Linked DNA regions of Homo sapiens: region 1 is linked to region 2. Evidence: read pairs that join two places in POLR2A ChIA-PET (ENCODE). Cell type or tissue: A673. All regions are shown on one strand. Links, peaks and the distances in the headings refer to the core of each region. The heading gives the core; the rest is flanking DNA. Region 1 overlaps EXOC6B (exocyst complex component 6B). Region 2 has its middle 32 kb from the start of CYP26B1.

The links. ChIA-PET counts read pairs that join two places held together with the same protein. Peaks named below come from ENCODE experiments on the same cell type or tissue, not always from the same donor. Only the 100,000 strongest peaks of a DNase experiment are listed, where the experiment ranks them.
Region 1: POLR2A ChIA-PET joins it to region 2 with 8 read pairs; 1 of 35 experiments calls an interaction of 5 or more read pairs at or near these places.

The regions. Positions count from the first base shown.
Region 1 is chr2:72,522,428-72,527,801 of GRCh38, forward strand. All of the region lies in intron 8 of EXOC6B (exocyst complex component 6B), which reads right to left. Among named protein-coding and RNA genes, the nearest start is that of EXOC6B, 300 kb to the right of the region's middle. In A673, for the core only: a CTCF peak has its summit at 1,941; DNase peaks (open chromatin) are centred at 1,814 and 2,654; H3K27ac peaks cover 4,155 bases.
Region 2 is chr2:72,113,420-72,118,793 of GRCh38, forward strand. No RefSeq gene overlaps it. Among named protein-coding and RNA genes, the nearest start is that of CYP26B1, 32 kb to the right of the region's middle. In A673, for the core only: a CTCF peak has its summit at 2,883 (motif pointing left); DNase peaks (open chromatin) are centred at 2,172 and 2,882.

The DNA.
Region 1 (5,374 bases), core at 241-5,240, 410 kb after region 2:
TTAACCTTTTGTTTATAGCTGTGTTTTCTACGTTGTTTATCTTTTTAAGTCATTTATTACAAAAGTAAAATATGTGACTTGTAGAAAAACTAGATAACACAAATTGGGCAAAAAGAAAAAATGAAAGCCATTCATGATCTCATAATGCTTACTTTTTGATGTACTCCCTATTCGATATATTTTCTCAGATCTCGTTTTGTTTTATACTGTTCTGTTTTCCCAACTCTATTTTAAGCAAGATGACATCTTTCTAGATCATACTTTCTTTCAGGCTTTGTTTGTGGTTTGCATTTAGCCCATTCACCAAGATCTAATATCCTTACAGACTTTCCCCTTTTCTAAATAGATAGCTATTTCACATGTAATGTACATATACACGCATATAAATAAGGTCATATTCTATATACTCTTTTCATTGAACTTTGCATACAAAAATCTGTTCTCCAGCATCATAATTTAGCATGATCCACTTTCACTCCACAACAGTGTTCCAACTCCTTTTCTTCCAACACATTGCTACAAACTGTCACCATACAAATGCTAGAACTAACATGGGCTCTGAATGAATGCTTAAAAATAAAAATAAAAACACAAGTGACAACTTTGAATTCTTCTCCATGTGTCCAGACACTTGTCTGGATAAAAACACAGGCCACTCAATATGGGCAAATGAATGAGGCTTGTTTTTGCATATAAAAGTAGTAAAATTTACTACTAATAAAACTCAAAGCTGAATTTTAGCTGCTGTAGGTTACAAATGTACACCAGTAATCAAATAAGTCAGAATCACATGATCCCATTCTTGGGAGAGAAAGAAACGGCCAGATGAAACACCTTTCCAAGGATTTCCTTTTCTTCATGAAATGTGACAATGTTCATCATATACACAGACATCCAGAACATTTCAAACCATTATTGAGCTCCATGCCTCTAAACATTAGTGGCATCTTACATCCTTATTTTTGCAGGGAAAAAAAATTTATACTGAGAAATACTACTTCATATGGGCAATATATCTACACAGCAGGCAGAAAGGGACAGACCTTATATTCTCTTCATTAAGATTTACGGCTGGGCGCGGTGGCTCACGCCTGTAATCCCAGCACTTTGGGAGGCCGAGGCGGGCAGATCACGAGGTCAGGAGATCGTAGCCATCCTGGCTAACACGGTGAAACCCCGTCTGTACTACAAATACAAAAAGAAATCAGCCGGGCGTGGTGGCAGGCGCCTGCAGTCCCAGCTACTCGGGAGGCTGAGGCAGGAGAATGGCGTGAACCCGGGAGGCGGAGCTTGCCATGAGCCGAGATCACGCCACTGCACTCCAGCCTGGGCGACAGAGCGAGACTCCATCTCAAAAAAAAAAAAAAAAAAAAAAAAAGATTTACTATGCCATTATTTGGCTAAACAGCTCCTTATCTACTGGCTATTTCCTGGTAGACATTGGTATGGGGTCTATTGGAGAGTGGGCTGAGTTCTTCACATCTGTCACAATAACAGAAAATTAACTCTTGGATTGAGAAGCAACTAAGGACAACCATACAAAGAACAAGGGAAGGGAAAGGAAGAAGGGAAGCACACACCATTATTCTTCCGCTTCTGCCTACAGGAAGCAATATTTCCACTAGGTCTTGGGGAAAGCCTGTAATTTCACCACCCTGACTGCAGCTGGAACTCCCTTTTAACTGTCACGGCATCCAAGTGAAGACAGGTTTATACAGAGTTTAAAAAAAAAAAAAAAAAAAAACTGAAAGGGCCATTTTAATTTGCTTCCATGTGAAAAGGGGAGTACTTTTCATACAGCCCCATAATGATGTTCAGCGGGATATTACACTTCACCATATGGCTAATTTGCACAGCAGGCTCAAAGCAGAATTTTCTTTCATTAGAACTGCCCTAAAGATTAGACTACAAAAATATGTGAAAAGAACAAACCCAAGATGCCCCCTATTGCTTAAATCTAGGAACACTGAATTCCCAGATGTAAAATCCAATTCACAGTGTTCCCATGACAAGGTCATTCAAGAGTCATGATGGTATGTGTCACAGCTCCATTTCTATGTATTAGGGCTTTGAAAAATGTCTAAACCACAAGTTTACCTATATAATAAACCTGCATGTGTACCCCAGACCTTAAAATAAAAGTTTAAAAAAACTTAACTGTATGTTTTAAAATAACTTAAAAAATGTAACTGGATTGTTTGCAACTCAATGAATAAATGCTTGAAAGGATGGATACCCCATTCTTCATAATGTGCTTATTTCACATGGCACACCTATACCAAAACATCTCATGTACCCCACAAATATATACACCTAGTATGTACCCACAAAAATTAAAAAGAAAAATGTCTAAACTTCAAGAGCCACAACATTGTCAAAACACCTCACAAAAAAACTGTATATGGAGAAAGGATACTTGCTTTGATAGATAATTTATCATTAAAAATATCATTACTTCCAAAGGCCCCAATTCTTGTTATCACTCAATTAGCCTACAGAACTAATCTACATAAACTAGTGACCCTTATTTGAAGAGAGTAGAGGCAGTCTGATGTTCTAACAGAGCCCTGTTTATTTTTAAGGTTCCCTTATAACCTGTTTGTCTTGGCATTTCCTCCTGCTGCTATATCCCAAGCATGAGCCATAGGAGAGCATCCCCTCCGGGGACCGACAGAGTCTGCAGAATTTTAAAAAAAGAAAAGAAAGAAATCTGATGTTTGATGATTATGGAGTAGTTGAGTCTGTGCTTTTGAAGAAAGTAAACATTATGATTAACAATCTTGGCCTTTGTAATTAGCTTCCCCTTTCCAAGACAGAGTGTTAATTTATTAAATATTTTAACAAAGAGTCTTTTATTATCAGATTCAGTTTGGCTGGCTCCTTTCATAGCATTACCAATTACAACCAATAAAGCTTTAATTGATGACTACTTTTTATAACCTTTGACCCAAGATGATAAACAGTTGTAACTTAGAAGCGAAAGGGTAAACCTCAAAGGGAATGGTTCTTAATCATACTTAGCAAACCAAACTGCTTAAAATTACAACTTACCTACCTGGCTAGAACAACAACAACAACAAAGGCAGACTTCCTCAATGATGAAGGTTAATTCATTAGAAAAAAAATTTGGATTTCACTTTTAAGATAAGTATCCCTTTTGTTAGGGAAACCCTAACCTGAATTATCTGCATATAACTGTGCACCTTAATTACCTAATTATTCAAAGAATATGATTTAATCAATTTGTAGACAAGAACATTTTTAATATAAAACAAATAAGGTGCAAGTTATTTTACTATTTAAAAAAATCATTAAGACTAAAATTACATCTCCCCACCACCCCCAAATCCCATCATTTTCTTCAGCGGTCCATAACATACCAGTTACAACTAAGGGTATGTGAGAACAGAAATAAACCAAATTATTTGCCCAGAAATAGGACACCAAAAATTCTTAACTGAGTGTCTGCATATGATGAGAAAGGAGAGTCATTGCTTTTATTACCATGAACAAAATGAGGCTTTTCTATATTTTCTCCAAAGAACTATTCCAAAAGTTGGTAGTTTTCTAAAGTTATTATTCATATACCCAATTTCACACTTGCCAATTTTTAAGTCTTTTCTGACCTAACTTACACTTGTCAATCTTCTAAACTGCTAAGGTAATTCACAGTTTGGAAGTTTAAAATTTTCCAGACAAATAACTTAATCTGTTTCACGTTGCCAAAAGGAATAGAGGCTCTGAACAATTTCTAAAGGGCCAATAGGAAAATGTGGCATTTAAAAATGTAAATTAAAATAATACCAACATGTTACAGATGAAGGCAGTGAGAGATTGTTAATAGTCCTCATAATGGAAAGTACTGGCTTAAACAGAAGGTACAGTATAAGATTTTATACAAAAAAAAAACTAGGCATATAGCTTCTAAGTGACTTCCCATGTACATAAGGAAGTCAATGCCAGGAAAAGCACAAAATCTGAGGCTCAAAGTACTTTATAAACTGAGAGCTATACATGTTATTTTTATGATATATAAATGTATGTAATGGATATTTTATTAAAGACACATGGCTTCTCCCAGCATCTCAAAATCACATTTGCTACACATACACACACAAAAATAGCCTTTTGTATAGTTAAGTGAGGGTTGGGGAAATCTCGTATAAATAATCTATTCCTTCACTCCCCTCATTAACAGAAACTGTACAGAAACTGACCAATTTAGAATCTAAGAATAAATAAATCTGTCATACTGAACTTCAGCTGTTCAGAAAATGAGACAGAATATGTAAAAACAGAGAAAGTGGATAAATATTAGATCTATATCTGGTAAATAATGTAAGAATACAGGTGAAGAGAAAAAAGCAAACTAAAAGCTGAATAAAATTTGCTTCATCAGCAATTTTTATTCAGATTTTTCATTATAATTAATTATAGATTCACATATAGTTATAGGAAATAACAGAGACAGACCCCATGTGCACTCTATCCAGTCCCCCAAATTTAAACATCTTAGGAAACTATATTGTGCACAATATTCACATCCAGGAAACTGATATTGATAAAATCAAGACGCACATTTCCAGACTACAAGGATCCTCAAGTTGTCTTTTTATAGCCATATCGACTGCTCTCCATCTCTACTTCCTAATTCACTGCTAAGAACCACTAACCTCTTCTCAATTTCTATATCATTTCCATATTCATTTCTATGTAACATATAATTTTGTCATTTTAAGAATGTTACAAAAATGAAATTAATGGGGTATCCATCCTTTCAAGCATTTATTCATTGAGTTGCAAAAAATCCAGTTACACTTTTTAAGTTATTTTAAAACATACAGTTAAGTTTTTAGGAGTACGGAAAGGAGTATGTAACCTCTTTTGATTAGCTTATTTCACTCAGCATAAATCTCTAGAGATTCATCCAGTTTGTTACATATATCAATAGTTCTTTCCTTTATATTGCTGTGTAGTATTCTATTATATCAATGTACCACAGGTATTTAACAATTCACCTGTTAAAGAACATCTAGGTTGTTTTCCAGTTTGGGGCTATTATAAATGAAGCTATTATAAACACTCCTGTGTAGTTTACTGCCTGAAATCTACTTATTTTCATATCATTTATTTTTATTTCTCTGGGACAAATGCCTAGGAGTGCAACTGCAAGGTCATATGGAAGTTGTTGCTTAATTTTTCAAGAAATTGCCAAATTGTTTTCCAGAGTGACTATGCCATTTTACATTATACTATTTTATATTCTTACCAGCAACCTCACGAGCATTTGATGTCACTATTCTTATAGCAGTGTAGTGACTTTAATTTTAATTCCTCTAACAACTAAGGATGTTGAGTATCTTCTCATGTGCTT
Region 2 (5,374 bases), core at 261-5,260:
TGAGAATACTGGCTGCTCTGTGCCATCTGCCCCGCTCCATCATCCTTGCAACTGGTGGGGTAAGATGGTTGGTCCAGGATTGGGTGGTTTGTGGCTGGGCCAAGAAAGGGAGGTGGGAGTTAGGGGTTGACTTGCCCCAAACTGACCCCCTGTGACCTGGCGTCTCAGAGAGAGAGCTGGCCTCCTGCAGGGCTCCCCCAAAACTAGCCTCAGCCTGGTGCTGAGGCCTGAGGACCAGGGCAACCAGTCCTGGAAGAAGGTAGCAGAGATGGAGCGGGTGTCCCATGCTGAGAGCTGCAGCAGCCTGGCCCCATCAGAGGCAATGGACAGATGCTTTCCTATCCATGCAGCCTACGAGCCCCACAGTCTCAGTCCTTCCAGGCTCTGATTTCTGGCCCTGCTGGGTCCCTGCATGCTGCCCTAATGAGACCAGCAATGAGGACTCGCAAAGCCCAGCTGTCCCTGTCTCTGGAATTTCCCAGTAATCAAATGCCCCCGAAAGCCCAGTGAGTGTGTGCAGCCGGGTCACATTTTCGTTTGCTTGACAGGAGGGGAAAACACGTTTCCCTGTGGGACATTGTCTGCCCTGGGTTGGACTGAATCTTTGTTACTGAGACACCAGTTCTGCTAGTCCCCCACCTAAGTCCCCTCAGGTCTGTCATGACCCTCAACTTCCAACCCCTGGGAGGATGGCTGGCAGGGGAATGAGGCTCACCAGGAGCCGGGGCTTCCTCAGGCGTGCAGTTAGGAAGGCCAGAACCACAGCCGGAGCTGCAAATGCCCCCCAGATCAGCAGGCCTAGCATCCCAGGCTGGCCTGGTGGAGGCTCCCCAACCCTCCCAGCCATCTGGGAAGGCCCCCTCTCTCCAGGTCCTCATGGTGAGGCTGACAGTCACATGCCCCCACCCCCACCCAACAGAGCAGGCACAAAACCCCACCAGCTAATCTAGTCACCCCTCCCCACTCACAGCCAATCGTTCTTCTGTGGGGTTGCATGAGGACCAGAGAGAGAAGTCCCCCTTCCACCAGGGCTGCACAGACAGGGCAGCCCATGGCCCACCAGTGTCCTCCCCACTCAGAATGGAGCCAGACAGAGACATTTGAGGACCAAGAGATAAAGCCAGATCGAGCACCTGGGGGGCTCCCATTTGAAACCAGGAGCTGGCACTGCCTGAAGCGGGAGCCCCTGATGGACTCGGCGGCTCTGAGCCAGTGAGGACTTGTTTCCAGTTCCTTGTCTTGACTGACGGCAAGCGCCCAGGCCTTTGCTCTCCATAGCTGCCGCTGTATTCCCCAGCCTCACCCTCCTCAGTCCTCCACGCAGCACCTGCGGCTCTGCAGCCCTGGGCCAACACCATGAGGACCTGGGTCCTGGACTGGCTGTTGGACAGCTCCGAGGCAGAGGCCCAGAATTGGCTGCTGGGGCACCTCCCATTCCCAGGAGAGTGGGTTGCCCTGGAGCAAGGCTGCCTGGCCTCCTCAGGGAGACCCCAGCCCCTGTCTCAGGAATGCAACTTTCTGTGACAAGCCCACTCCATGGCACAGACTCCAAGCCCTCGCTCCCTGCCCAGACGCTTCGCTGGCTGAGATTGCCCGCGCTCTGCTTTCTGCACACTGCACAGCGCTTCGGCTCCTTAGCTTGAAGGTTTGTGATATTTCTTGTTGGAATAAAATGCCAAACCAGAACTAACGGTGGGACAAAGTGAGCTGTTAGGAAATGCCTCTTTGAGCCACAGCACAAAAATTAGCACAGCATTTCCAATTTTCTTGTGAATTGAGGAAGCAGGCACCTGCGAGGTCCCGTGTGGGGTGGGAGGGCCAGGGGTGGCTCTAAGCCAGCACTGAGGGGAGCAATTCATTCAGTCACCAAGTGGGCCTGAGCACACACATGGCTCATGTCAGCTCAGGCTGGGGAGAAGACCAGAGCAGAGGGCCTCGCCTGTGGTTTGAAGCCCAGGTGCCAGAGGCTGGCGTATCCAGGACAGAGGCCCGTGCCCCTTGCTCTCGGGGAAGATCTGCCCAGGAGCAAGATGCCCAGAAGTGAGATTCTGAGTGCTCCTCCAGCCGCAGCCCCTCGGCGTGTTGTGACAGGGAGGGGCCGAGGCTGGGGAAACCAGTCAGCCACTCTCTGTGAGTCAAGCCTTTGGCAGGCGGCCCCCAGCCCCAGGGCATCTCTGACTCAGCCTGCTGACTGACAGACTAGGAGCTCTATGGACAGGAGGCAGTGAAAGTGCCGGGAAAGGGTGGCACCGAGGGCAGAAAAGGCTCTCAGCTTCCCCAGAGAACTTGAATTGAGCTCCCTTCGAAGCCTGGCCCTGGGGCACCCTCCACTCCTCTCTCTCCTCCTCCTGGCACACCCCCTCTGTCTGAGAGCCTGAGCCTGTGAGTGCAGCCTGAGGGGCAGAGAAGCACACTTCTCAGTCTCTGGCAAGTGAGCAGCCCAGCGGCCCCCCTACTCCAGGGCAGACATCATCCTGCCCTCCAGAGGACCCGGCCCTCCAGTGAGGGTGGGGCTGATGCTGAAGGCTGAGGAAAGATCACTTCCTGGCCTTCAGCCCTTCCACACCCTCTCATGGGCCCCACCCCACTACAAGTTCTCTCCAAGCACTACTCAACACAGGCTTGGGGCCAGCCCTGACCCCCAGGTCGTTTTCTTAAGCATGTGTGCCTCATGGCCTTCCCCCACCCTGTAGAGTGCTGCAGGTTTGGCCCCTCAGGCCACACATGCTCATTTCTCCAGTTTGAGCCCGCACTTGCCCTGACTCTTCTCTATGTTCTCTCCCTCCTCCCAGCCTCCCAGGCACTGTCCCCAGCCTGCCAGGCACTGTCCCCAGCCTGCCACTGCCAAGGAGCCCCCAGGAGCACCCTCAGCCCCAGGGCCACCTGCAGGCCAGAACAGGGGCTGCAGGAAGCTGCACTTCTTCCGGCTTTCTCAGGGCCCAAGGAGGGGCCTGCTCTGTCCCCTTGTTCAGCTCCTTCTCTGCCAGCCCTACAGGAAGGAAAGGAGGCCACGCCTCACAGCTTGTGCCCCAATCTGGAGCTTCTGCACCCGTGCCCCAGGTCCATGGGGCCCCACCCTTACTTGTCTTCACTCTGAGCCTGGAGAGGCCCAGGACTTCCAGAAAGCTGCAGGCCAGGACCCTCAGCAGCTCCTCCCCATTCTGGGAGAAAGCCCCAAGACAGCCTCTGAGACGACTCTGACTTTCTAGCTGTGGAACGTTGGGCAAGTCACTTAGCACTCAGAGCCTCAGTTTCCTCACATGCAAAAAGGGATAATCGAGCCTGGGATATAGTAGAATGATGAATCAAAATACTCTCTTATTAGTTACTATTACTGACAGTTGGTCTGTTTTGACTCACACCTGTAATCCCAGCACTTTGGGAGGCTGAGGTAGGAGGATCACTTTAGGCCAGAAGTTTGAGACCAGACTGGGCAACATAGTGAGAACCCATCTCTACTGAAAATTTTAAAAATTAGCTGGGCATGTGGCACACGCCTGTGTTTCCAGCTACTCAGGGGGCTGAGACAGGAGGATCGCTTAAACCCAGGAGGTTGAGGCTGCAGTGAGCCATGATCATGCTACTGCACTTTAGTCTGGATGATAGAGTGAGACTCTGTCTCTTAAAAAAAAAAAAAGAAAAAAAAGAAAGAAATACTTGAGGTTGGGTAATTTATAAAGGAAAGAGGTTTACTTGGCTCATGGTTTTGCAGGCTGTCCAGGAAGCATGGCGCCAGCATCTGCTCGGCTTCTGGGGAGGCCCCAGGGAGCTTTCACTCATGGCAGAAGGTGAAGTGGGAGCAGGCGTGTCACACGGTGAGGGAGGGAGCAAGAGGTGGGGCCGGCTCCTTTTTAAACAACTGGATCTTGCATGAACTCGGAGAGTGAGAACTCACTCATTGCCACAAGGAGGGCACCAAGCCATTCACAAGGGATCTGCCCCTGTGACCCCAACACCTCCCACCAGGCCCCACCTCCAACACTGGGGGTTACACTTCAACATGCCATTTGGAGGAGACACACATCCAAACCATACCTCTGACCTAAATATAGAGCACTGATTCTGAACCTTAACTGATGATAACATCCCTGGACCCCTTTTGAAAGTGATGGAAGCTATGAACTCTCACCTCCAAGAAGGCACAAAAATAAAACTCGTAAATACAATACAGGTGCAAAGACCTCCGAGGGTGCAAAGGCCTCCTGAGGCCATCCAGGAATCCCAGGTTCATGGCCATCTGGGTCATATCCACTTTGGGGCTCTTACGAGCACTCCTGGACTTCCACACGTGGGAAGGGGATGCAGGGTCATTTGAGGATGGAATAGCGAGGTCAGCTTGATGTGCTTCTGCCGAAGCATTTTCCAGAGCTGTTCACTGTTTTCTACACCCATCGAGTGTGAGGAGCACTTACTGTGGCTGCACTTTTCACCTTTTGCCCCCTTCATGCATTCCTGTGTTCTTCTCACAAGGGCCAGCGTTGGACCCACAGACCGCAACACTGTGCTGGGAGGAGGGGCGAGCCCTTTGCAGGCTCCTGGAGACTTTCATCAGGAGTTCGCCACTGTCCAGCAAGGGCCTGCTGGGCAGCAGACACTGCTTAATTACATTGTCTCATTTAACCCCGTCCAGTGTTCTTCAACACTGAAATGATTCTCCTGCGTGGTGGATAAGAAAACTGAGGCGGATACACCAAGTTCTTTGCTTAATAGAGGGAACAGGCTTTAGGTCACACCAGACACAAGGAACATATCTACAGCCAGAGAATTAGAGACCACCAGATGAGATGCCAGGCCTTGGCAGGGAACTCAAAAGTGGCAAGAATTAGGGTGGCTTGTGAAGAAGTGAGAGCTGGTGGTCTTTTAGACAGGCCACGTATATAGGGCCATGTGAAAAAAAATGGAACATCTTCCTACAGGAAGCCGTACCTGATTTACTCTATCCCACATGAATAATTTCTCTGCTTTGCCTTCCTGGTTATGCACTCAATTTATGTTGAAACTTTTTGGGTTGAGTTTTATAAATATCATTGATACCTGGAGCGGACACTTAAGGCATGATCCGTCTCTCTAGCCACCCCACCTCTCCGCTGCCTTGTTTGTGCTGAATGATCCTGTCTCCTGGGACGGAGCTAACTAGCCTGGAGGAGAACACAGCTGGACCAATCAGATGCACTCTTCTGAGAAACCGAAGTGGGAGACTGGGAGATCCACCGCCAACAAGCCACTGGAGCTGAGTCACATTGATGAGAAGGCAACACCACAATCTCCCATTACTGGGGTCTCCAGGGCAAACCACTTTCTATGGCTTTGAGTTTGGGTCTTCCTTGGAGTCCATGAGACATCCAGAGTCCTCCCAATAAATTCCTTTTGGTGC